2 separate regions of the Mus musculus genome follow, and region 2 is linked to region 1. Evidence: chromatin loops called from intact Hi-C (ENCODE). Cell type or tissue: left cerebral cortex. All regions are shown on one strand. Links, peaks and the distances in the headings refer to the core of each region. The heading gives the core; the rest is flanking DNA.

Region 1 (8,000 bases), core at 1-8,000:
TCAAGGCTAGCCTGATGCACACAGAGCTCCAGGACAGTTATCGATACATACTATAGACCCTGCTTCAAGAAAACAAAGCAACAATAAAAGTGACAGGAGAGGTCTGACCTTCATCTTCATTAGCAGTAAACTCTTCATCATCTTCATCTGGATGCCAACGCTGCTTGTTACATTGTGTGACAGCGGAAGATGGAGGGTGTACCTGTATGGGGAAGGGTAAGAAGTGGAAGGACTTAACATTTGAACACAAAGTTGAAAGGGTACTTTGGTGAAAGTCTTTAATCCTAGTACTGGGGAAGCAGAGGCAACTCTTGAGTTGGAGGACAACCTAGTCTACATAGTGAATTCTAGGTCAGCCAGAGAGTCAACAAACAACAAGGCCCAGTGTGGTACACATACCTTTAATACCAGAACTCAGGAGGCAGGGGGATCTCTGTGAGTTTGAGGCCTATCTGGTCTGCAAAGTCAGTTCCAGTGTAACCAGGGATGTTACACAGAAAAACCCTGACTCAAAAACCAAACCGATTCAAATCACCAAACCAACCAAACAAAAAGAGTTGAAAGACAGAGATGTCATGTAGATCAGAAAAGCATCACTGTTCCCTTGAGTAACAGCTGCCACTGGTACAGTATCAGGGCAAGGATGTAATCAAGGGTTTTATCTCAGCACCAGCTACCAAATCCTGACCCCACTGACAAAGGAAGGACCTGTGAAAAGTGCTAGAAAATAAAGGGGGACCATGCCCTTAATCCAAGCATTCTATAGGCAGAGCTTTTTGAATTTGAGGCCAGACTGGTCCACACAATGAGTTTCAAGTCAGTCAGGTGTACGTAATAAGGCTCTCTTTCAAAAACAAAAACCAAACAACTACCCAATCCCCTCCCCAACAAAAGAAGAGAGAGGGGCTAAGTGGTTATCACCAAGCCTGACAACCAAAGCTCAATCCTTGTACTCATGTAAAGGTAGGTTAGAATCAATGCCACAAAATTGTTCTCTGACTTCCATATGTATGCACACACAGACACAATTTTAATAATTTTTTTAGGTTATCCTAATCTACATGAGTGCCAGGCCAGGCAAGACTACACAGACCCTGTCTCAAAAAATAAGTAAATAGCCGGGTGTGGTGGCGCACGCCTTTAATCCCAGCACTCGGGAGGTAGAGGCAGGCGGATTTCTGAGTTCGAGGCCAGCCTGGTCTACAAAGTGAGCTCCAGGACAGCCAGGGCTATACAGAGAAACCCTGTCTCGAAAAACCAAAATAAATAAATAAATAAATAAATAAATAAATAAATAAATAGAATGAAATTTAAAAATAATTAAATCAAGGGCTAGAATGATAGCTTATTGGTTAAGAACACTATTCCACTTCTAGAAGACCTAAGTTCAATTCCCAGAACCCTTATCAAGTGACTCAAAACCATCTGTAAGTCCAGGTCCAGGGGATCTAAAGACTCTAGCCTCTGTTGGCATCTGCTATCATGTATGCATATCCATACACAGACACATAAACCTGTGTTTATAATTACAAATAAGAGAGCATAAATTTTTTTTTTAATTACAGAAACAGTAATTTAAAAAACCAACCTTAACATGCAGAACATACAGACCAATGGTATAAAGGTCCAAAAGATTTTTTAAGATTTCTTTATTATTATATCTAAGGACACTGTAGCTGTCTTCAGACACCCAGAAGAGGGCATCAGATCTCATTAGGGATGACTGTGAGCCACCATGTGGTTGTGGGATTTGAACTCAGGACCTTCGGAAGACCAGTCAATGCTCTTAACTGCTGAACCATCTCTCAAGCCCAGATTTTTTTTCTTTGAGACAAGGTCTCACTATGTACCTCATGCTATCTTGGAATTCACTATGTAAACCAAGCTGGTCTCCAAGATCTACCTGCCTCTGCCTTCTGAGTGCTGGGATAAAGGTTTATCACACTACACAAGCTCTAAAAGATTCAAAAAAAATTTTTTTATTTATGTATATGGGTAGCTTGCCTGTATGTACATTTGCACACCAGAAGAGGACATTGGATCCAGATGATTATGGGCCACCATGTGGGTGCTGAGAACTGAACTCAGGACCTTTGGAAGAGCAGCCAGTGCTCTTAACCACTGAGTCATCTCTCTAGTGCCCCCCAAAAGATTTTTAAGATGACTATCACAACTTCCAAATTTGTATCACCTAACAATTTTTGTATACACACACACACACACACACACACACACACACACACACACACACAGATAAATAAATAACCTGCACGTTTGTACATGGTTATGGAAACCAGAGCACATTGTTTGGTGTCTTCCTCACTCACTCTCCAATGAACTCGGAGCTCACTGATTTAGCTAGACAAGGAAGCTCTTAATGTTGAGATTACTGTAACATACCACTGCACACACCTTGTGTTATGAGCCAGATGAGGCAATGAACTAAGCTACTTCTCTCCAGCCCTCCCCCTAGGAATTTTAAAAGTACAATAAATGTTTCCATTATATTAGAAACCTTGCCAGTTGCAGGCTTCAACTTGGTTTGCAAATGATCAATTCCTATCAATGAAACTCCAACTGTCCTTAACCCAGATTCTTAAAACCATGGATCAACCTATGCACAGGATTTGAGAGCAAAACTTTACATCTATTTCCCCTTGAATCTTTCTTCCTGTACCTTTTCTGTTTATACCTCTAAATCCTGAGATGGCTCCTCTTCAATATTTTCTTCAGGCCCATCCTGGGTATCACTGTCATGAGAAGGTGTTTGAGAGGGGCTAAAAGGCCCACCCAATAACTGAGGAGGGAGGGAACGGAGCAGCTCTTCCAGTGGCAGTTCTCCCTCATGTCGAAGAAGTTCAATCTCACGCCTCTGGGTCTCTGCATCATTGCCTTCCTGTTGTTCTTCAACCTCAATGGTCTCCTCATCATCTTCCTCTTCTTCCTCTTGGGGTTGAAAGTCCCCATCTATAGCAGGAGAACAAGGTCACAAAGTCCACGGGCCCTGCAAGCCACAGGGTGGGTTTTTCAGCTCTGGAAAGGGCACTTGGGGAAGAGTAACAGGACCAAAGAGCACACACACCTTCATCATCCAGTCGAGAAACCGGGGGTGGAGGACTGGATGCTGCTGAGGAAGAACCAAGGCAAGGGGAGGAGCCAGCTTTGCTGGAGGCCGGTGGCTGGTTAAGGCTCTGAGACAGAAGGTCTGAGTACTTCTCAGTTTGCCCTACAATGAAGTCCAGGTGCAGGTCCAAGGCTTTCTTACGTTTTTCTTCAAGCCGAGACTGTTGTTTGAATTGTACCACCTAACATAATCACAAAAGATATCAGTCACCTATATATTCACTTGTTTATATCTCTTAGCCAACTACTTAGGGATACTACCTTTATGCCAGACTTTGGCTTGGTCATTCAGAAAAAACTAAAAATCTTTAAGGGGTTTCTGATCTATATGGTACTTCTAAAAAAAAAAAAAAAAAAACCAAAAACAAACAACAGCAACATAAACACAAGATGGTATCAACTTAGTATCTAGGAGCTGGAGAACATTAACAAATCCATCTTAAATTTGATCTTTAAAAGAATTAATAAAGTAGTCAGTCAGTGGTGGCACACACATTTAGTATCATCAGAGGCAAACAGACCTCTTAATTCAGGACCAGTTTGGTCTATAGAGTAAGTTCCAGGACAGCCAAGGTTACAGAGAGAAATCTTATTTTCTTTCTTTCCTTTCTTTTCTTTTTTTCTTTTTCTTTTTTTTTTTCTCCGAGACAGGGTTTCTCTGTATAGCCCTGGCTGTTCTGGAACTCACTTTGTAGACCAGGCTGGCCTCGAACTCAGAAATCCACCTGCCTCTGCCTCCTGAGTGCTGGGATTAAAGGCGTGCGCCACCACACCCGGCTGAGAAATCTTATTTTCAAAAACCAAAACCCAAAACAAATAAATTATAAACAGAGTATGCACAGCTACCAGTGTATGTCAGTAGGAGAGCACATGCATAGCATATGCAAAATCCCAGGTTTGGGAGCTGGTGGTGTTGTCTTCTGTAACTACTAACAAGTAGAACAGCAGAGTAGGAAGAGACCATGTGTGAATTTGCCAGGTATGTGAACCGAAAATAAAAAATATTCAAAAAAGTCTGGAGGTTAAAAGACAGTGACCAAAGCACAGACTTAGCAACAGGAGGCTCTGGGTTAATAAAACTAAATAAAACTACTATAGGTGGGCGTGGTGACACACATCTTGAATCCCAGACCTCAGGAGGTAAAGGCAGGCAGATCTCTGTGAGTTGGATGCCAGCCTGGTCAACAGAGTGGGTTCCAGAACAGCCAGGGCCATGTAGAGAGGCCCTATCTCAAAGAAACCAAAGCAACAACAAAAACTAAAAACTTGAGGTTGACAAAATGGCTTAGTAGGTAAAGGCACCTGTTGCCAAGCCTAACAACTTGAATTCAACTAGGACTCACAGGGTGGGAAAAGAGTGCACCAACAACTTCCAAATTGTCCTCTGACTTTTATAAATCAGCTGTGGCTTATGTGCACATAATTTAAATAATTAAATATTTTTTTAAAAATGGGGCTAAGGGCTGGAGAGATGGCTGACTGCTTAAGAACACTAACTACTCTTGCAGAGGACTAACTGGAGTTTAATTCCCAGCACCCATATCGGACAGTTCACAAATCCAGCTCCAGAAGATCCAACATCTTCTGGCCTCCAAGGTCACCAGCATTCATGTGCACATCACATACCCATAAACAGACATATAATTTAAAAATAATGAAAATAAAGGCTTTTTAAACTTGGAACCAGAATGATGGCTCAGGGGTTAAGAACACGTATTGCTCCTCCTGAGGATAAGTTTTGTTCCCAACACTTACATTAGGTCGTTCACAATAACCTATAACTCCATTTTCCAGAGATCCAACTTGCTCTGGCATGTGTGTGTATCTGTATGTACTTACTTACATAAATTTCAAACAGGCACACACACATACATAAATAAAACCAATAAATCTTTTAAAAGTTTTTTACCTCCAGGCATTGTATCAAACACCTTTAATCTTCAACAGTCAAGAGGTAGAGGTAGGTAGACCTCAAGGCCAGCCTGATCTATACAGAGAGTTCTAGGCTAGCCAGAGCTAGTAGGACTCTGTTTCTCACAAACAAACAAACAAACAAATGCATGCCTTATAAGTTCAAGGGCAGCTTGAGTTCCAGGTCAGTCTATACTATGATGAGACTTTGTCTCAAATGCACAAAAAAAGGAGGAAGGCAAGATGGGTCAACATCAAGACTAACAGCCTGAGTTAAATCCTTGTGACTCACGTAGCAGAAACAGACACTCACAAATTGTCCTTTGATCTTGACTATGTGACATGGTATGTCTCCCCACCCCAAACCCAAATACACACATAGTAAAAAATGTTAATCACTCCCCCTGCCCCCATTCCAAGCCTAGGTGTTAAATGGCACATCCTTAGAACTCAGGAGACTGAAGATGGCTCTGGACTAGCACATGTTACATAGACGGTCTCAAACACTACAAAAATAAACATTGCAGCCAGGCTTATAAACTGAAGAGAAGATGAGTTCAAGACCAATCACCATGCTGGCACACTCCTGTAATGCAGCACTTGAGAGGAAATAGAGGGAAAAGGACCAACCCCTGCTATGAAAGTAACCTAGTCTACTTGAGATCCCTGTTGCAAAAATGAACAGAAACAACAACAACAAAGGGGCTTTACAAGGTGGAAGGAGCATCAGGGGTTCAAGATATTTTTAGTTACATAGCAAATTTGAGGATAACATGGTTACATGACACCCTGTCTTAAAACTGAAACAGTAAGAAAACCTGTGAAATACAGCAATACCCCTATCTCAAACAATACAGTATAACAACTATTTACATAGTACTTTTTACACCACAATGTGTATAATAAAACATTCTAAAACTATTTGAAAGTCTTCAATTAGGTATTCATATATTATATGCATTTTAAGTCCTGGACTTGAACATCTCCAGATTTGATGCCCACAAGGAGTCCTAAAACAATCACACAAGCACAATGAGGGAGGTGAGAGAATTCAGAGATCATTCCAACTTAACATACAGCAGGAGGGATAATTAAATAAACAGGAAACATGTTAATATACACCCTGCAAAGAGCAGACGGTCTCCTCGAGTCAAAGAGTCAAAGAGTCCTTTCATCCCCAAATATACAATGGATATTTGCCGCTAAAACAGACTGCTGGGCACTGTTCCGAAAGTTTAACTGAGTAGGCAGGGAAGGGTAACCAAGTCTTCTGCCGTGTGACACTCAGGATTGGAAAGGTCCCCTACATAGGGACATGTCATAAAGAGCTGGAACTGCAGCGTTTAGTTCCTTGGTAAGCTTTGGTCAAGCCTATTAATATACCTCCCTCTAACCTACTCCAGGCCACCCCTTTTTTCCAGCCTCATGGTTCACCTTCTCCACATTGCTCCAGAACTGCCTAACATCCTTGGCCATGGTAGAAGCAATTCGGCGCAGCTTGGCCTGTTCCTCTCTCCGAGCTCGCTCCTCCTTTTGTCGCTGCTCTTCATGGTGCCGGATCACCATACGTACCACCTATAGAAATAATGACCCAGTATGAAAATGCTCAAAGCTAAATGTCCCTATCCACACAATCAAATACAAATGTTATCAAGGGCAAGAAAAGGCTTACCTCTAAATGCAGAAACCACCAAAAGGGTATATTAATTTGTCGGCTTTATTTGGGGTGTGACCCTGTCTATCCTAGAACTCTGTAGACCAGACTGGCCTCAAATTCAGAGATTCACCCTCCTCTGCCTCTCCAATGCTGGAATTAAAGGTATGTACCATCACCTCCCAGATAATCATTAAGGTTTCAAATACACCTGAAAACATACAGATGTTACAGCAAACAGGACATACCTTCCGGGCCACACCTCGTTTCCATCTGCGTTCCTGAGCAAAGTCAGCAGAGAGCCACTGCATCTCTTCACACAGATAGTCCCAGTGTCCTTTAGGGCGGGGAGGCTCTGGCACTTTAGGTAGCCTTTTCAATGACCAGAATCCCTCCTTCCGAAGTTCAGCAATCCGAGTTTCAATTTCAGCTTCCTAATACAGGGTAATGACATTGATCAAGAGTTTCTGGACATGCAAGCTATATCACTGCCATGGCTGGAATCCTGACCATTGAATGAGCTCAGTGTTTTGTTTTCATATCAATCCTACAAGGTAATAGATTCTATTGGGAGTGGTATGAGGGAATATCTAGGAAATTAAATGACATTGCTGAGATTATACAGCTAGGAAAGAACTGGGAATCAAAAACAGGTCTAGAAACCTGAGCATGTCTTTAATCCCCAACCCTGGAAGGCAAAGGCAGGCTTAACTCCAGGCCAAATTATTCTACATAGCAAATTCCAAACCAATCAGGGCTACATATTGAGACCCAGTCTCAAAACAAACAAACAAACAAACCAAAAACAAACAAAAAACCCAAACGAAAAAATATCCAAAGCAGCAACTAAATGTTGACACCTGCCTTCCATACGCAAGTGCACACACAAACACCTATAAACATAATACAAGTGAAATAGATATAAAAATTCAGGCCATGATTCTTAGCACTGTAGAAAATCTATTTCTTAGAAATATGATTTCAGGGCTGGAGAGATGGCTCAGCGGTTAAGAGCACTGACTGCTCTTCCAAAGATCCTGAGTTCAAATCCCAGCAACCATATGGTGGCTCACAACCATCTGTAATGAGATCTGGCACCCTCTTCTGTAGTGTCTGAACACAGCTACAGTGTACTCACATGTAATAAATAAATAATTAAAAAAGAAGAAGAAATATGATTTTAGTCTAATTTATTTAAAATTTCACAGGCTACAGATTAGATATAAATGGGAAAACAATAAATTTTAATACCATAACAGCTTACAAAGTACTTCAGTGTCTAATGACTTCTTTATTTAGATTTGCTGGTTTG
Region 2 (16,180 bases), core at 3,884-11,883, 260 kb before region 1:
GAGTCTCCCTGTGACACTCGGGCTCCTCTCTCACGCCTGTTTTAATGCATCTTTCAAATCACTCTTATCTACTCATAGCTTCCTATGGCTCTCAAAGCAGAGACAACATTTCGTAGATGAGGTCTGCATTTGCATGGGCTGGTCATCACTCACTCCTACCGTTCTGGCCACCTTCCACCCTAAGTTTTCAACCTACCAAGGGGTGAGCTTTCTTCCAAACCTTCTAACTTGCTGTTCTGGACCTTATGTAGAGCCTCCTCCCTCACTGCTTTGTCCAGACATCAGCTCAACTATGCTTCAGCAAGAGGATGCTCCCAGACCCATAGATACCCTCAGGAATCTGAGTTCCTTGTACTTTGTCTTCATAGAACGTATTGGGTTGAAAGCAGTTATTTCTATGCATTTATTGCTTAACTGGCCTTTCTCTCCTTACAGACCGAAAGCTTTGTGAGGATGAGAGCAGTGCCTGTCAGACACATCATCACATCTTCACACTGCTCCTGGTACCAGTAGCAATGCTCGATAAACCCTACTGTATGAATAAATAATCCCTACAGGAGGCCCATCATATGCATATATGATAACAAGAACTATTGAATGACAAGAGCTTGACAAGGGCACAAGAGCTCAGTCATGCGTTAGTGTTACTCTGTGCCCATGTAACTGTTCCACATAAACACAGCACCCCAAGGCCATTCTCCAAGACCCTGATAAACATGTATCTTAATCATGTCACCTGTCCCATGCCACCTACCTGCAGGCTGTGTGGGCAATGTCTCCTTTTCAGAGAGAGGCATGACAGGGGAATCTACAAGCCCGTCTGTCTCAGGCTTCTCATCAGGAGCTGGAAGGGGCTCTGGAACTTCTCTGGGGGGTGAAGCTGAGGGAATGACTGCTGACTGCTCCTCTTCCTCAGAGGAGGACTCTGATGAGGAAGAGGAGGAAGAGGAGGAAGACGATGAGGAAGAGGAAGACGAGCTGCCACTCTCGGAGTCTGATGTGCTGCCATTTTCACCATCTGAATCCGCATACAGAGAGCACTGGGAGGACGAGTCACTGTCCTCATCCTCACCTGGAAATCCACAATGGTAGTTAGTGGTCAAGAGGAGGGAGCACTGACGAAGTCCTCTGGATGTGAGGCTCTAGGCCAGGTGCTGAAAGCTCAAGAAGTTAAATAAGCAAGTGCATGCTCAGAGTGACAACATCAGAGTGAAGGAAGGAAAGCCCTGGGCTCTGCTGGAAGAACAAGTTGGGAAGATCCCCGCCTAAATGCTAAACCCAAGAAGGAGATGTTCTACCACACAGAAATAGAGATGAAGGCCCGGTCTACAGAAAGAGTTCCAGGACAGACAGATATAGGTAGACCTGGAGACTGGCAATCAGTTGGCCTAGACCACTGAAGTTCTGTAGAAAATAGAAAGAATTCTGGGATAAACAGTACATGCCTTGAAAGTATGCCTTTAATCCTAGCACTCAGGAGGCAGAGGCAAGTGGACCTATGTGATTTGAGATCATCCTGGTCTACACAGTAAGTCCCAGGATATACAAGGCTACACAGAGAGACCCTGTCTTGAAAAACAAAATTTAAAAAAACAAAAATAAAGGCAAGTCCTGGTGATACATGTAAACCCAGAACTCTGGAGGTGGAGAGAGGAGACTGGCCGGAGAGCATGCTCATCTGTATATCAAGTTAGGGGCAGCATGGGCTGTGTGAGACTCTTCTTGAAAAACAAAACAAAACAAGGTGCCAGCAAGATGACTCAGTAGGCACCTGTTGCCAAACTGATGACCCGAGTTTGATCAATAAAACTTACAAGATGGAAGGATACACACACATGCATGGCACAGTCTCACAACATTATATACATACCATACTTATGGGTGATCGGTTTTGGGTGAGAAAGCACTAAGAAATTCCAGAGAAGCATAATGCAAAAGGGCTATAATTCTAGCACTTGAAAGGCTTGTAAGTCAATGAGGCCAGGGAGAGAGAAAGAGAGGAAGAGAAAAAAAAACAAATGTTATTGATGACTTCATAATGGAGTAAATAGAAGGGAGTAGTGAGGGGAGGAACTGGAACATGGTGAGACTAAGCTGAAAAGAACAGGTGCAGAGCCTAGACTGACTGACTGTACAAATGGCCTGTAGGTCACTTTGGCAGAAAACAGGGAGTGTAGAGAAGAGAGTACATCTTAGAAAAGACAATTTTATTAGCACTTTCGAAAATGAATTACAACAGAAGGAAGGAAATAGAGGCAGACATCAGTCAAAACTGCATCAGAGGAGCTGGGGCTGCAGGTCAGTGGTAGAATGTTAGTCTGGCAAGGAGCCCTAGGTTTGATCCCTAGCACTGCATACACGTTTGCATGTTTGGCACGATGGCATGTTTGTAATTCCAGCACTGCTTAGGTAGAACAACTAAAAAAGGATTACAAAAGTAAAGCCCTCCTGGGCTAAAGACCCTGTCCCTAAGAACCGACACGAGAAAAGCAGACAGAAGAGCAAAGGTGACAAATTCATGTTGGAGGCACAGTTGATGGCAGGGGAGCCAAAGGACCAACAGGAGGGAACTGTTTTCATTCTTAGCAGAAAACCTGGCCCTTCGCTTCTCCACTGAGACCTCAAGATCATCACTGCTGTCATCACTGGTCACTGTGAAAACAGTATTTCAGAGGAATTCCTTGATTGCTGTGCAGACAACAGTGGCTCTTTCCTCAGGTCTCGCATACCAGCAGAAGTTATTACCTATTTCATTGTCCCTAAAATGTAATCTGTCTGCAGTGACACAAAGGGACTTGTGTAACCTGTCTCTTGCCCTTCTTCTATCCTCTTCTAACAAGGTTTTTTTTTTTTGTTTGTTTTTTGTTTTTTGAGACAGGGTTTCTCTGTGTAGCCCTGGCTGTCCTGGCACTCACTTTGTAGACCAGGCTGGCCTTGAACTCAGAAATTCACCTGCCTCTGCCTCCCGAGTGCTGGGATTAAAGGCGTGCGCCACCACACCCGACTAAAGCAGGGTTTTAATGTACATTTCTTCTAAAAAAATTATTTAATTTATGCATATGCTTCAGTGTATATATGTGTACTATATACATGTAGAATTGGAAAAAAAAAATGTGCTGGATCTCCTGGAAGTGAAGCTATAGGCAGTTGTGAGCCACCATGTAGGCTCTGGGAACCAAACTTGGGTCCTCTGTAAAAGCAGTCAGTGCTATTAAACACTGTGCTATCTCTTTCCAGGCCCTCAACACTTCTGAAGGAATGCAGATTACTCAACCATGTGCAATCTGTAGAAGCTAACACACACACAACTGGATAGTGTCTGTTGATGGCAAGAGAGACAAAGGGAAAAGAAAGGAACAGACTGATGGCTGGGCCTTACAGGAAGAGCAGAGCTCTAAGAAGAGACAGTTTAGATTGATAGCTTCAAGGGGCAAGAGGAGAATGCACGCCCTTCCCCTCTAGGACCTGGGGAGAGAAACAGACTTTGCAGGGCTATCTATCCACAGGGAGACCCGTTTAGAAGAGGGAGTATTCGGAATCAACGGAGTTCACGTTCTCAAGAGTCCCAGGATTCCCAAGGGCATTGGCTAACACAACTGTCATTGCAAAGGGCAAGAACGGCCAGAAGTCCAGCAGGAAAGTCATAGAAAAAGACAAACCAGATAGTATAATCCCTTTTTCCCCAAACCTGAACTCTACTCAACCGCCTACACTCACCATCCGATGCCTCTGCTTCCTTCTTGGTGGCATCCACAGCTTCCTCCTGTTCTTCATCTTCCTCATCTTCATCATCATCATCCTCATCCTTAAGGAAAAAGACAAACTGAGACTAACAGGAAAATGACACTGAGTTCCAGATCAGTGAGAAGCTGGCTGTGCCAACAGGGACTCAGGGAAGGCTTCTGGCAGGCACCAGGTGCCTAGCATCTCACCTTCTCTGAGGAAGACTCCTGGGACGCCTCCTCCCCTTCACTGTCCAGAGTAAAGGATTTTCGGTGTTTGCCTTGGGTCTTGCCCCGTTCTTCATCTCGCTTCGGAGGCTTGGTCCCTGGACGTCCTGGTTCTCCAGCTTCCTTCTCTCGCTCAGGATCTGTAAGAGGAGTCAGAGCAGTTACAATCTATTAGCAGTTAATGCTTTGCCATCCTGGAGGCAAGGAACACTACTGCCTACTTTACTGACAGGCCACCCTTACTCAGTACAGAAACCGAAACACAATAACAGGCTATACAATTTGAACTACATCCCACACATTTTCTTTGATCATTTTCTAAGCTGGGCGAAAGAGAATGCCAATTTGTTTTATCTGGCCCAAGGAATAATATAAGGCAGGGAGGTCTCCAGGGAAGCAGATCTGATCAGCAAAGTAGCCTCACGTCCCATAAGCTAAAACCAGAAGCCCGGACGCCAGCAGGCTGGGAAGAAGCGTTAGGCAGCGAACCTGGAGACGTGATTCTTCAAGTTCGGATTCTAGACAGTCAAATTTTCACTTTGTGTTTGCAAAGACCAAGACACAAAAACACTTAAATCAGCCCAGCAGAGCTAAGAACCATAACTAAAATGCAAGGAGAAATCTCCCTGGCCCTCTGATGTCTGCATCAAGGCTCCACTGGGTGCCCTGCCCTCAGAGACCTCTCTCCTCTTGCTTCCTATTACACTAAGACCACCAATCCTTTCTCCTTCTGCCTTATTTCCTACGTACCATCTTCATCTTCCTCAGCTGGAGTAGAGGGCCTGGGCCTCTTTTCCTCACTTGCCTCTGAAATTTCTGATGGCTCTTTCCGTTTTACCTGGCAGATGCAGACAGATAGGAGCAACTTAGAGCTCAAACAGAGACGGGAGTGAGGAGAAGGGAGATAAAATTTAAAAACCCAAACAACCCACCTCAACCACCATCCTCCACAGCCCCACCCCACTCCCATACACCATTTCCCACCATTGGGAAGGGAGGCCCACCAGTTTTCCCACCACTGAATTCCTGGATACCTTGAATGAAGGCAACCGCAGGGCCCCTCGAAGCCCTGACCCAAAGGCAAAGGCCTCAATGCCTGTGATACCGCCACTCTTGGCCCAGTCTACGAGGGACAGCATGCCTGGCTCTTTGAGCTTCATCTTTTCTTTGTCCTCTTCCTTGGCTTGCTGTTTGGCTGCATTCTGGAATGGCTACAAACAGTAGGGAGACTAAGCTAAAGAACCAACTCCTGCCCAAGAAGCAACAGTGTGCCTGAGGAACACCAACATGCATCAACTTATTCTGCTACCATTATCTACCTCTGGCAAATTAAAGCAGTTTCTCAAGTCTGATAATTTAGGCCATCCACCCTTAGGAAACAGTTACTAATTTTTACCAGGCTACAAATGGTAGAACTAAAAACAAGCCCAGAAACATTTAAGCGTTCAGTCCACTGTAAAGCAGCAAAGAAGCCAGGACAGAGCTCTTCTGACCCAGGCCCATGCTTACCTTTTGCTCTGTCAAAACTCCCCAGCCTGTAATTCCCATAGCCTTACTATCCATTTTATTTTCTCTTGTCCCTACTTTGAATTGGGCAACCTCTTTCAGCAAACAAACAAACAAACAAACAAACACTGAACATACCCAGCACTAGACCTCCTCACCTTGGCCTTCTCTTCCTTGCTCTCCCACCACTGGTCAAAGGCTCCAAAGGCCACATTCTCGACCATCTTTCGATTAAGGTCTCGCTGCATAATGCTCTTCATCTCTTGGACAAGGGTAGCCAGCACACGACCCACTGTGCCTGCTGATGGTAGGACCTTGCTTTCTGCTATCTCTGCTTCCTCCCTATGAGGCAGCCGCGCCTCCTCTCCCGAGACTGAGGAAGAGGGCAGGGGCTCGGCTGCCATAGGCAAGGGCAGGTGGTAGGCCTCCCGGGAGTACGACCCACGACCTTCTTGCCCTTGTGTGTACAGAGCATAGGGCAAGCCATAGGCTGCCTCTTGTGGAGGTGGAAAAGGGAGAAAGGCCTCGCCAAAAGCCCCGCCAGGAGGACCAGCTGAGGCTGCAGTCAATCCCTTGCCCTGCCGTAACTGGTGGAGCCGTGTTAACATCTGGGTCTGCATCTGGAAGGACATGGGCATCCCTCCCCACTGTGCCCCAAGTCGATCCATAAGTTCCAGGGAGTTCACAAAGTCATAGATGTGGGGTGGTGGTGGAGGAGGTGGCGGAGGGTACTCAGGGGGGGGTGGTCCATCTGGGCGGGGTGGGAGGAGGTAGGCAGGTTGGTGGGGAGGATAGCCAAGGGGAAGGGAAGCAAGGTAGGGAGGAGGGGGGGGAGGAGGGGGAGGTGGTGGCGGTGGCGGCTGCTGGGGGGGTGTTGGGGCTGGAGGTGGTGAGCCACCCCTGTCATCATCAGAGATCTCCATATCTTCTCCGGAAGAACATGGAGAAGCCTGTGGGGTATGGAGGAGAGTCACAGACAGCTCCTGCTAGAGCTCCCTGAGTTTGCCCTCACACTTGTCTTCATGTTTGAGCACCTTCCCTACCCCCTAAGCTTAAGCTTCCACCCCAGATGCTATGGCTGGCCCCAGGCTCACCTGGTTCTGTCCATTGGCCTTTGGTGACTCCCGGGCAGCCCCTGGCTCTCCACTCCCTGTAGGTGCTACATCTTCAAAATTAGCTGGTGCAGGAGGAGGTGTACAGGGCCCATGACCTGCCCCAGAAGGCACCTCAGCCCCTGCATCTCTAGCCCCAGGGCCTGCACTGCTGTTCTCTTCCTCTTCCTCTGTATCAGAAGCCAAGAAAGAAAACTTGGAGCGTTGTTCCTTCAGCAGCATTTCAATACGGGAATCCAAACTGCTGTGCTGAGCAAAGGGCACACTCTCGTTGGTGGTCTCTGGGGCTGGGGAGCCAGAGCGTGCAGGGGAAGCTGGGCGTGGGGGAGTCCGGGCTTCTTCTCTCTCAGGGCTGGGTGCCCCACCACCACCACCACCACCACCACCACCACCACCACCACTACCACCACCACCACCACCAGGTTCTGGAGGTTCTGGAGGTGGGGCCTCTGAGGCAGGAGGCCGGTAGTCTTGGTCAGTGGATCGGTTAGGCTCAGGGGCCAAATAGGAGGTATAGGAAGGTGGGAAGCGCTCAGCCGTATTTTCGGCAAATGAAGCCCCAGAAGGGTCCTCTCTAGTTGCCCGGCGAGGTGGATAGGAAGTATGGCGCTGGTAACGATTCCAGCTTTCATAATATGCTGGGTAGCTAGAGTCAGAACCACGAAACTGAGAGGCTGAGGAAGAAGACGACGAGGAGGAGGACGATGACGAGGAGGAGGAAGATGAGGAGGAGGCTGCAGTAGCTGCAGCAGTTGCTGAGGTGGCAGTAGCGGTGGTTGCAGGGGCTGAAGATGTAGAGAAATGGCGGCGAGAAAAAGAATCTTGATAGCTGTTCTCTGACCGCCGGGGTTTGAAGGAGGTTGAAGTGGTGCTGAAGAAGAACCCAGGAGTTAGCTAGGCTCCTACCTATGTGACCAAACCTGACTGGTTCTGTTCTCATACTCAAAGTTACTCTGGGCCTAGATTTGATTCCAACACCCACATGGTGGCTGAGAACCACTTTCACCCCAGCTCTAGGTGATCCACTGCATGGGTACAAGGAACACTGTGTGTTCAGAGACATCCATGTAGGCAAAACATTCAGACTCATAAACATCTTAAAAGAGGGGCTGGAGAGATGGCTCAGAAACTAAGAATACAGACTGCTCTTGCACAGCGCTCAGATTCAGTTCTCAATCCCCACATGTAACATCACCTGTAAATACAGATACAAGACATTTGTCCCCTTCTAGCTTGCTTGGGTGCTGCATGCCTGCAATACACAGCATACATACATACATACAGGCAGGCAGGCAAGCAGGAGCGTGCACATGAGTGCGCGCATACACACAAAACTCAAAACAGGTTTCTCAACTTGTTTCTACTAGGTCCCATGAAAACACCAATTTGTCAGCTGAAACCAAAGGCTAAAATAAATAGCTTCCAATTCCTTCTCACAGACACTTGGAGCTTGTTCTTTCCAGCTGCAGCTCCCAGAATCAAATGGCTAAGGCCCGAGAGAAGTGGTTTTCCATACCTGCTGGAGTAGGCAGAGTCCTGAGAGTAGGGGGTGCTACCCCGAGATGTGTAGGGGGTTCCTTGGGAGGACTGAGGGGTGAACTGGCCAAAGGAAGATGGAGTATCTTGTCGGCTGCTGGAGAAATTTGTATCTTGGGAGCAGGGAGTGCCATTGCCAGGGGTGCCCCCCACAGTAGTGCCTGCTGGATAGGCAGCTGTGTCCGAGGAAGACCGTCGGCGGGCTTCAGTCTAAAGAAAAAGGGAGTCAAGGAAAAAAGATCAGGCACGATTTAAAACTGTCTACTGCCCCAATCCGAGATTGCAGCTTTGTATCTGAAGACACCTAAACATCTTCCCTTAGTTCTTCCTATACTTAATAGGGGACTTCAGGGCCTTCCCAAATGGCTCTTGCTTTGGTGACCAGGTAACGAGTACATGTGCCTAACACAGCGGCAGCTACAAGCTTCTCACCGTCTCAGCGGCTGCACCAGAACCCTGGAACTTCTCACTCAAGGCCTTGCCCCCAGTGGGCACAGTCTGAGGAGTGTAAGAGCCATTGACAATCAATTCATAGTACTTCATTCGTTGTTGGCCTAGATGGAGAGAAATGAGAATCCACAATCAGAAGGAAACACAACCCTCTGAATTGGTCATTTTGTTTCTTCTTCAGGTCTCAAGTCTACTACAATCTCTCTCTCTCTCCCTTTTTTGTTTTTTTGAGACAGGGTTTCTCTGTGCTGTCCTGGAACTCACTCTGTAGACCAGGCTGGCCTCGAACTCAGAAATCCGCCTGCCTCTGCCTCCCAAGTGCTGGGATTAAAGGCGTGCGCCACCACTGCCTGGCTGTCTATATTCTATTTTTTTTTTTAATTTATTTATATGTAAGTACACTGTAGCTGTCTTCAGACACTCCAGAAGAGGGAGTCAGATCTTGCTACAGATGGTTGTGAGCCACCATGTGGTTGCTGGTATTTGAACTCTGGACCTTCGGAAGAGCAGTCTGGAAGAGCAGTCGGGTGCTCTTACCCACTGAGCCATCTCACCAGCCCTCTTTCTATTTTTATTGACTGATTAAGACAAGGTATCAAATAACCAGGCTGGTCTCATACTAAGAAGGAAAGCACACCCTGAATTCGTTGTCCCTACTCTTCCCATGTTCAGGAATTACAGACATTTATCACCACACTGCTCTTTTGCAGATTTATGAAGTAAAATCAGGTTCATCTCCAACTATTAAACATATATCCCATTAATATTGGGAGGCAGTAGTGCTTGGCCTGGAATGTAAAAGCCTTGGTTCAACATAACCATGATAAACTCATGGTTCACACATACACCATCTAGAGTATTTCATAAACTTCAAGAAAAGTAGGATTCTAACTACAAGTGTCAATCCAGCCCACGAGGGGATTTTATTTGCCTTGAACAATGACTTTTAAACTCTTGGAAGGGGTCGAGCGGTGAGAGGGTTTGGTGAGTAAAGTGCCTGCCACCAAACTTGACAATGTAAGTTTGCTCTCTGGGACCCACACGGAGAAAGGAAAGAACAACCCCCTTTGTTGCCCTCTAACCTTCACATGCGGCCACACAAGAAGAATGTACATCATACACATATAACAAATAAATATGAGAAAAAACTGTGAGAAGAATGTAGCATTTAAAAATGAAGTGTTGCCAAAGTCAGCAGCATATGCCTGTACTCCTCGTACTTGGGAGACTGAGGCAAGGCAAGGGTCCAATTCAACACGAGCTACAGTGAGCATAGGTCACCACAGACAGACAGAAAGACTGACTCAAAAACACAAAACAGGAACTGGAGAGTCGCCCAGTTGGTAAAGTGCCTTCTTGGTATGCATAAAATCCTGGGCTTCATCCCCAGGACCACATAAACCAAGCACAGTGACATAAGTCTATGATCCAGGATGAAGGTGGATTAGAAGTCAAGGTCATCTTTGGCTATAAATGAAGATTAGGACAACATGAGACCCTGTCTCCAAAGAACCAAAACAAGGGTTGGAAAGATGGCTCAGCAGTTAAGACCATTTTGTGCTCTTGCAAAGAATCACCCACATGGATGTCTATAACTATCCCAACTCCAATTCCAGGGGATCCAACAAATACCCTCTTCTAGTCTCTGTGGCATACACATACATGTGCACACATCTACACAAACACACACATACACAGAAGCAAAGCAAATCCTTAAAAGTAAAGTTAAAACACCAAGAATAAAGCCTGGGACCAGGTGTAGACTACAAGGGCAGGCTAAGTTATAGAGTGAGACCTATAAAAGAAATAAAAACATTAAAAACAGAACAAACAATTAAAACAGTTTAATTCTAGCACTCAAGACAGTAGAGGCAGGTGGATCTCAGTGAGTTCAAGGCCAGCCAAAGCTATGTAGTGAGATTCTGTTTCAAAAACACATAAAAACTATAAGATTACATACAAAAGTCTTAAGTTGAATTTGGAAACATTGGTCTTCACTCCCATTTGTAAACATCAGTTAACAACCTCTTCCCTTAGATGGCACTGTACGATGACATCTCTCCCTGTAATTCCTTAAAAGCAGTTCAAACCTGCTCCATTTTTCTTTATTTTTATTTGTGTGCACACACAAAGGCCACAGGAGGACACTGGATATCTCCCATTGTTGTACTCTCTCACTCCTTTGGGAGAAGGTCTCACTAGAACTGAAGTTTGCCAATTTATACCCTGGCTTGTCAGAAAGACTCTGGGACCTGCCTGTCTTCTCCCCACAAAACCAAGTTATAGGCATACACAACCATATCTAGAATGTGTGACCGATGGAGATTCAGACTCAGGCCTTCATATTTGTATAGTATGTACTGTTACCAACTAAGGGTTATCTCCTGGTTCCTTTTTGTTGAGAAAGTTCTCACTATGCAGCACTAGTTGACCTGGAATCATCTGTGTAGTCAGGTTAGCCTCAAAGTCCTCCTGCCTCTGCCTCCCAAGCACAAGGATGATAGGCATGTGCCACAATGAGACTCTGCCTAATTCATCTTTATCTTCACACATCTGTGGTTTTGGCAGGCCGTGACCTAAAACTCTAGTTCTTTAATTTCCTGAAGTTTCAATGTTAACATATGTGCTACTGAAGAAAGCACAAAATATGTATAAGTTTAAAACAACCAACAAACAAAAAAGAAAAACCCTCCCTGAGCTGGAGAGATGACTCAGCAGTTAAGTGGTCTGGTAGCTCTTCCAGAAAACCGGAGTTCAATTCCCAGCACCCACATGGTGGCTCCCAACCATTAAACCAGTTCCAGGGGAATCTGATGCCTTCTTTTGACTTCCATGAGTGTAAGACGTACATGCTGTTCACAGATATATATTCAGGCAAAACAGACACACACACACAAATATCTAAATGAATCTCAAAATGTATCTCTAAAATTTAAAATCTAATAAGTTCTGAAACAGACGTGACTTCAGGAATTTTGGTAATCATGACCCTGATTACTTGGCTGAGCCCAATTAAGTATCAGCATATAGAATCCCTGTTAGAAACCAACTTTAGGCAACATGCAGCGAGTCCTCACCTTTGATATCAAGCTGGGCATGAATGATGTTGCCCATGACAGAGGTGAGGTGGAGGTTTTTGACAGTTTCCTTGGCGCCCCGAGTGCTGGTGAAGAGCACACGGGCCAGGCCTAGGTGCTTTCGAGTGCGGGGATGAAGAAGGATCTCCACTTCTTCCACCTCTCCATATTTCCGGCACATATCCTTCAGGAAGGTTTCCCTCACATTGTCATTGAGCCTCGCAAAAGTTACTTCCTTCAGTGGTATCTGTCCAATATAGAACTCATCCAGCTGTGGAAAGACAAGAATTGGTCTCGGGCTTCCATAGTGAGCAGTTTCCTTACCATTTGGGAAACTTCAGAGACATCTATGAGATTAAGACAAATCTGGGACAGAGACGTCAAGGGGGCTCATGAGAGGTACATTAGCAGTGACCTGTTTTTCAAGCCCTCTTATGACATATAGCAACAACTGGGAAGAAAACACACAAAACAAGAATTAACATACATAGGACAAAGTAATAGAAGAAAGTAATCTATTAGTTCAGGGTTACAGACTAGCATAAGCTAATTACTAGAAACAGAAAAAAAGGAAAAGTTCCCATTCAGAAAAGAGACAAGACAGAGCCGAGTGTGCCGTGCACTCTTACAATGCTAGCACATGGGAGGCTGAAGCACAGGATTCTTAGTTCAAGGCCAGCGGCTACCTAGGGAGTACTTGTTTCAAAAAAAAAAAAAGATAAGCCAGATATAAATATAAATATAACACAGTGGTAGCAAAGATGTAGAGACAGGGTATTGGGGAGCCGCTATCATTCTTTCTGGACTCTGTAGATGCTTAAAGTTTACCAAAACAACAAACTTCCAAGACATGAAATTTATCCATCTTGATATTTTCTAAACACTGAAAAGTGTCTGGTGGAATATTACAGGGATATGGTGTCAAAGAGGTGATAAGGCCTGCCCAGATCAATAACCACACATGTCAATGCCTCAAAACAGACTTAGGATGCCAGCAATATGGCTCAGTAGGTACAGACACTTGTCACCAAGCCTGACAACCTTGAGTTTGACCACTAGGACCCATGATGAAAACCAATTCCCACAAGTTGTGCTCTAACTTCTACATGTGCACAATGGCATGCAAGCTTATTTATGAATGTACACACATGAAAAATAATATAATAAAAAAGAAAAACAGACTTGGAAAACAAAATTAAAATAAGAACATTAAAACCAGTGACAACAGCAAGATGGAGCCTAAAACTGAGGAAAGCTGCAGAAAGCGAGCAAACATCGGACTCTGCATGAAGAACATGGCAATGGAAACCTAAAGATTAAGACGAAAGGAAAGAACTACTGGGTGACTCCAGGCTTCCAGCTTGGGTACCCGAGTACCTGGTATTGCCATTCATCAGTCAAGAGGAAGTGAGGAGAGCAGGACTCAGGGAAGAAAGATGATGTTTTAGTGTCTCAGTAGATGCTGGCAGGAAGGAGGTATGAGACATAAACATTCAGACAGAAGAGCTTTCAGTAAAGCTGCTCAAGAAAGGGGGGATTCAGAAGGGTGAAGCCACTGCACAACTTACTTTACCAATAATCAGTAAAAGAAAACAAAAACAAAATTAGGAGGAGACAAAGAACTACCAATTTTCGAGACAGTCCGAAGTTTGAAGAATATCTTATTACAGTAGGGAAGCAAGCTGCTCGTACAGACAGGACAGAGGAGCACACACAATGACAGCAAGAACACACAACTCCAAGTGCACAGTGGTCTTAGCAGCATCCTTAATTGCTGAATAACTTGGCTATCCCACTGTCACAAGGCTTCAGAATACCCACCCATACCTCATCCTTCCAGACATCAATACCCTTGTCACCAGATATATACTAGAGTCACCTCAGCTATACATGTATACCTTCTGTCCAAAACATCTCAGTCTCACAGACACAAAAAGCAATGAGATCTGGCTGTCATAGTTCCTTCGGAATAAACACTTTGGTAGACTGTGTGAAGCCCAGGGTCCTTGACACTCTCCAAGGACCAACATGCAGGGAGACCAGCAGGCACTCACCTTAAACTTAGGAACCGGGAGGGAAAAGTCTCTGGCTTTGGACCTGACATGACAGCGGGGGTCCTGGAGGTCTTCCACGGGGGTATACTTTGAGTCCTAACAAAGAAAGCAGGAAGAGATGAAACCAGGCTGAAAATTCACCAGCCTACTGACTCTATAAAGCCCATGTAGAAGCCAACATACAGAAGAGCTGGGAGAGCTTGCTCATTCTCAAAAAACCAAACTACAGGTATAGGAAGTCTGGGTGTTGAATACTGAACAGGGGGAAGCGGGGAGGGGAGATTGGAGGTCCAAATAAGTCAAGAAAGGCTCGAGGGCACTCACACTGACACTGAAGTGGACTCCGTCATAGCGGTACACCTTCTGGGAAGGCCTGCGCAAAGCAGGGTCCAAAGCAGGATCCACTATGAGCTTGTAGTTCCGCCACTGGAAGCTCGGGGCTTTCTGCCCGTCTCCCCCACCTTCCTGGTCCATCTTTGCTCATTTACACTGTCAGGAAAAGAGGGATACGGAATGGGAGTCCACGACTTAGGCCTGACTCCCTTGCTGTCCCCTCAATGTCTAGCCCCGATTCCAGGGTCTCACATCAGTCCAGTCCCCGACACCTCAGCATGACCCGTGGCTCCCTCAGATCTTGCCCTGAGGAGCTGGGCTCACTATGGCACTCCATTCCTCTCCATCCCCAATTCTACCCTCAGGGCCCAGGCCCATCTCGCGCCCCCTTACCTTCCCGCTCTCCCCAGCGCGCCCCACTTGGCCTCCACGCAAGACCCCTCCCCCGTCCCCTCGCAGGCCCCGCCCCCTCCCGCCTCCTCACCGGCCAAGCGGCCCGGGCCGAGCCCCGCTCCCGCTCCCACACAGCCGCTCGCGTCCCCGCGCCCCGATCCTCCGAACCAGAGGTGGCACCTCTTCGGGGCGTTGGAAACACCGCGAGACCGAATCTGAGACCCAGCTTCGGTCCCTGAATCCAGGCGGGGGGGTGGGGGGAGGTAACGCGCGCCGCTGCCCTCTCCTCCCGCCCGGGCGCGTTCGGTGTCGTCCACCCCCCCCACCCCGTCGGCGCGCACGCGCGCCGGGGCCCTACTCACCCGCTCGTGGCGAGCGGCTCACCCTCCCCCCACCGCGCGCAGCACCTCAGCGGCGTGAGGCGGCGGCGGCGGCGGCGGCAGCGCGAGACCCGGCCCCGCAGCGGTGGCGGCGGCGGCGCCCCCCCACCACCACCTCCCCGGCGCGCGCACCAAACACCACCGCCACCTGCGCGAGGCCCAGCGGGCACAGCGTCTGCATCCGCACTTTCGCTACAAGGACTGCGGAGCGATCCACGGGGCCGAGGGTAGCGGCCTTGCCTCGGCCGGCGCCCTGCGAGGCTCGGGAGTTGTAGCCCAGGGAGCCTGAAGATGGGCCGCATTCCCCGGAGAGTGGACCGCACCACCCTGATCCAGCTGCTCCGGCCTTGGGGTTCCTGGCGAATCGGCGGCGACGAAAGCTGCGACGAGCCCCTGAGGGAAGGGGGCGGAGCGAGGGGGAGGACGCCAGCCAGAGCTCGGGAGATTTGAGTGGCGCGTCCAACGACGCAGATTCGCGAGGCGGGCGGGGCGAATGAGTGGACAGGATGCGCGCTCCTCGGCTCCTCTTCCCTGCCCCTTCCTTGCGCAGCCCGAATGCCTATGAGGCTGCAGTGCAGATTCGCCACCGTCCTGGGCTTTGGCCGTCACCTCTTCTCACCTGCTGTAGAGTCAAGAAAATGACGCCTGGCTCGCCAAGCCCTGTTGGCAGAGTCGACCTCTAGTCCTGGATTTTTTTTTTTTTCAGTAGAACGACTCAAGGAACAGCACACTTCCTACTTAGTGCGAAATGGTTACAAGGAAGAAGTCTTCTCGGCGTTTCCTGAAAATTTTCAGACAAGAAAAGCTGCCCAAATAATCCTAAGGAGTCGGGTAGCGAATCTGCCGATCCGGTTGTGGGCGGGGCTAACGAGAGAGGCGTGGCCAGGCGTGCGGAGCCCGGCGTAACGGGCTGCTTCCCTTAGAATCCACCAAAACCTGGGAGGGGTGGGAGGTGGAAAAATACAACCAGGAGGGGTGACTCAGGCGCTTTGCCTACCGACGCACAGAGTGAAATGATCGGTTCCTTCCCGCTTTTATATTCGGGCTCCTGTTGTTTTTCAGACAGCATGACATCGAACTTGCTATATAACGGAGGATGGCCTCGAACTCCAGATCCTTTTGCCTCTATTTCCTGAGTACCGGAATTACAGGTGTGCACACCATAACCGGTTTATAGCATGCTGGGAGATCTAACTCAGGGCTTTCTGCGTGTTAGGCCAGTACCCTAGTTACACCTCCCTTGGGCTAGTTTTAAAATGTTCCTTCTGAGCCGAGCAGTGGTGGTACACGTCTTTAATCCCAGGACCTGGGAGGCTGAGGCAGGTGGATTTCTGAGTTGGAGGCCAGCCTGGTCTACAGAGTGAGTTCCAGGACAGCCAGAGCTACACA

What was found. A loop is a pair of places that touch in the nucleus more often than their neighbours do. Peaks named below come from ENCODE experiments on the same cell type or tissue, not always from the same donor. Only the 100,000 strongest peaks of a DNase experiment are listed, where the experiment ranks them.
Region 2: a loop joins it to region 1, with 2.7 times the contacts of the local background. A loop is called at or near these places in 3 of 42 quality-filtered maps.

What each region holds. Positions count from the first base shown.
Region 1 is chr7:127,520,598-127,528,597 of GRCm38, reverse strand. It overlaps Srcap (Snf2-related CREBBP activator protein), which reads right to left. Exons shown (of 34, transcript NM_001304266.1): 5 at 6,937-7,122; 6 at 6,469-6,609; 7 at 3,083-3,305; 8 at 2,693-2,967; 9 at 109-202. It overlaps Snora30 (small nucleolar RNA, H/ACA box 30), which reads right to left and starts at 701; the gene lies at 595-701. In left cerebral cortex, for the core only: no CTCF peak of the experiment used is centred there; no DNase peak of the experiment used is centred there.
Region 2 is chr7:127,776,107-127,792,286 of GRCm38, reverse strand. Setd1a (SET domain containing 1A) reads right to left here and starts at 14,898. Exons shown (of 19, transcript NM_178029.3): 1 at 14,774-14,898; 2 at 14,010-14,174; 3 at 13,686-13,781; 4 at 11,632-11,902; 5 at 8,537-8,658; 6 at 8,085-8,314; 7 at 6,551-7,439; 8 at 5,615-6,406; 9 at 4,985-5,161; 10 at 4,701-4,788; 11 at 3,933-4,090; 12 at 3,718-3,805; 13 at 755-1,072. The coding sequence starts at 14,159. In left cerebral cortex, for the core only: no CTCF peak of the experiment used is centred there; no DNase peak of the experiment used is centred there.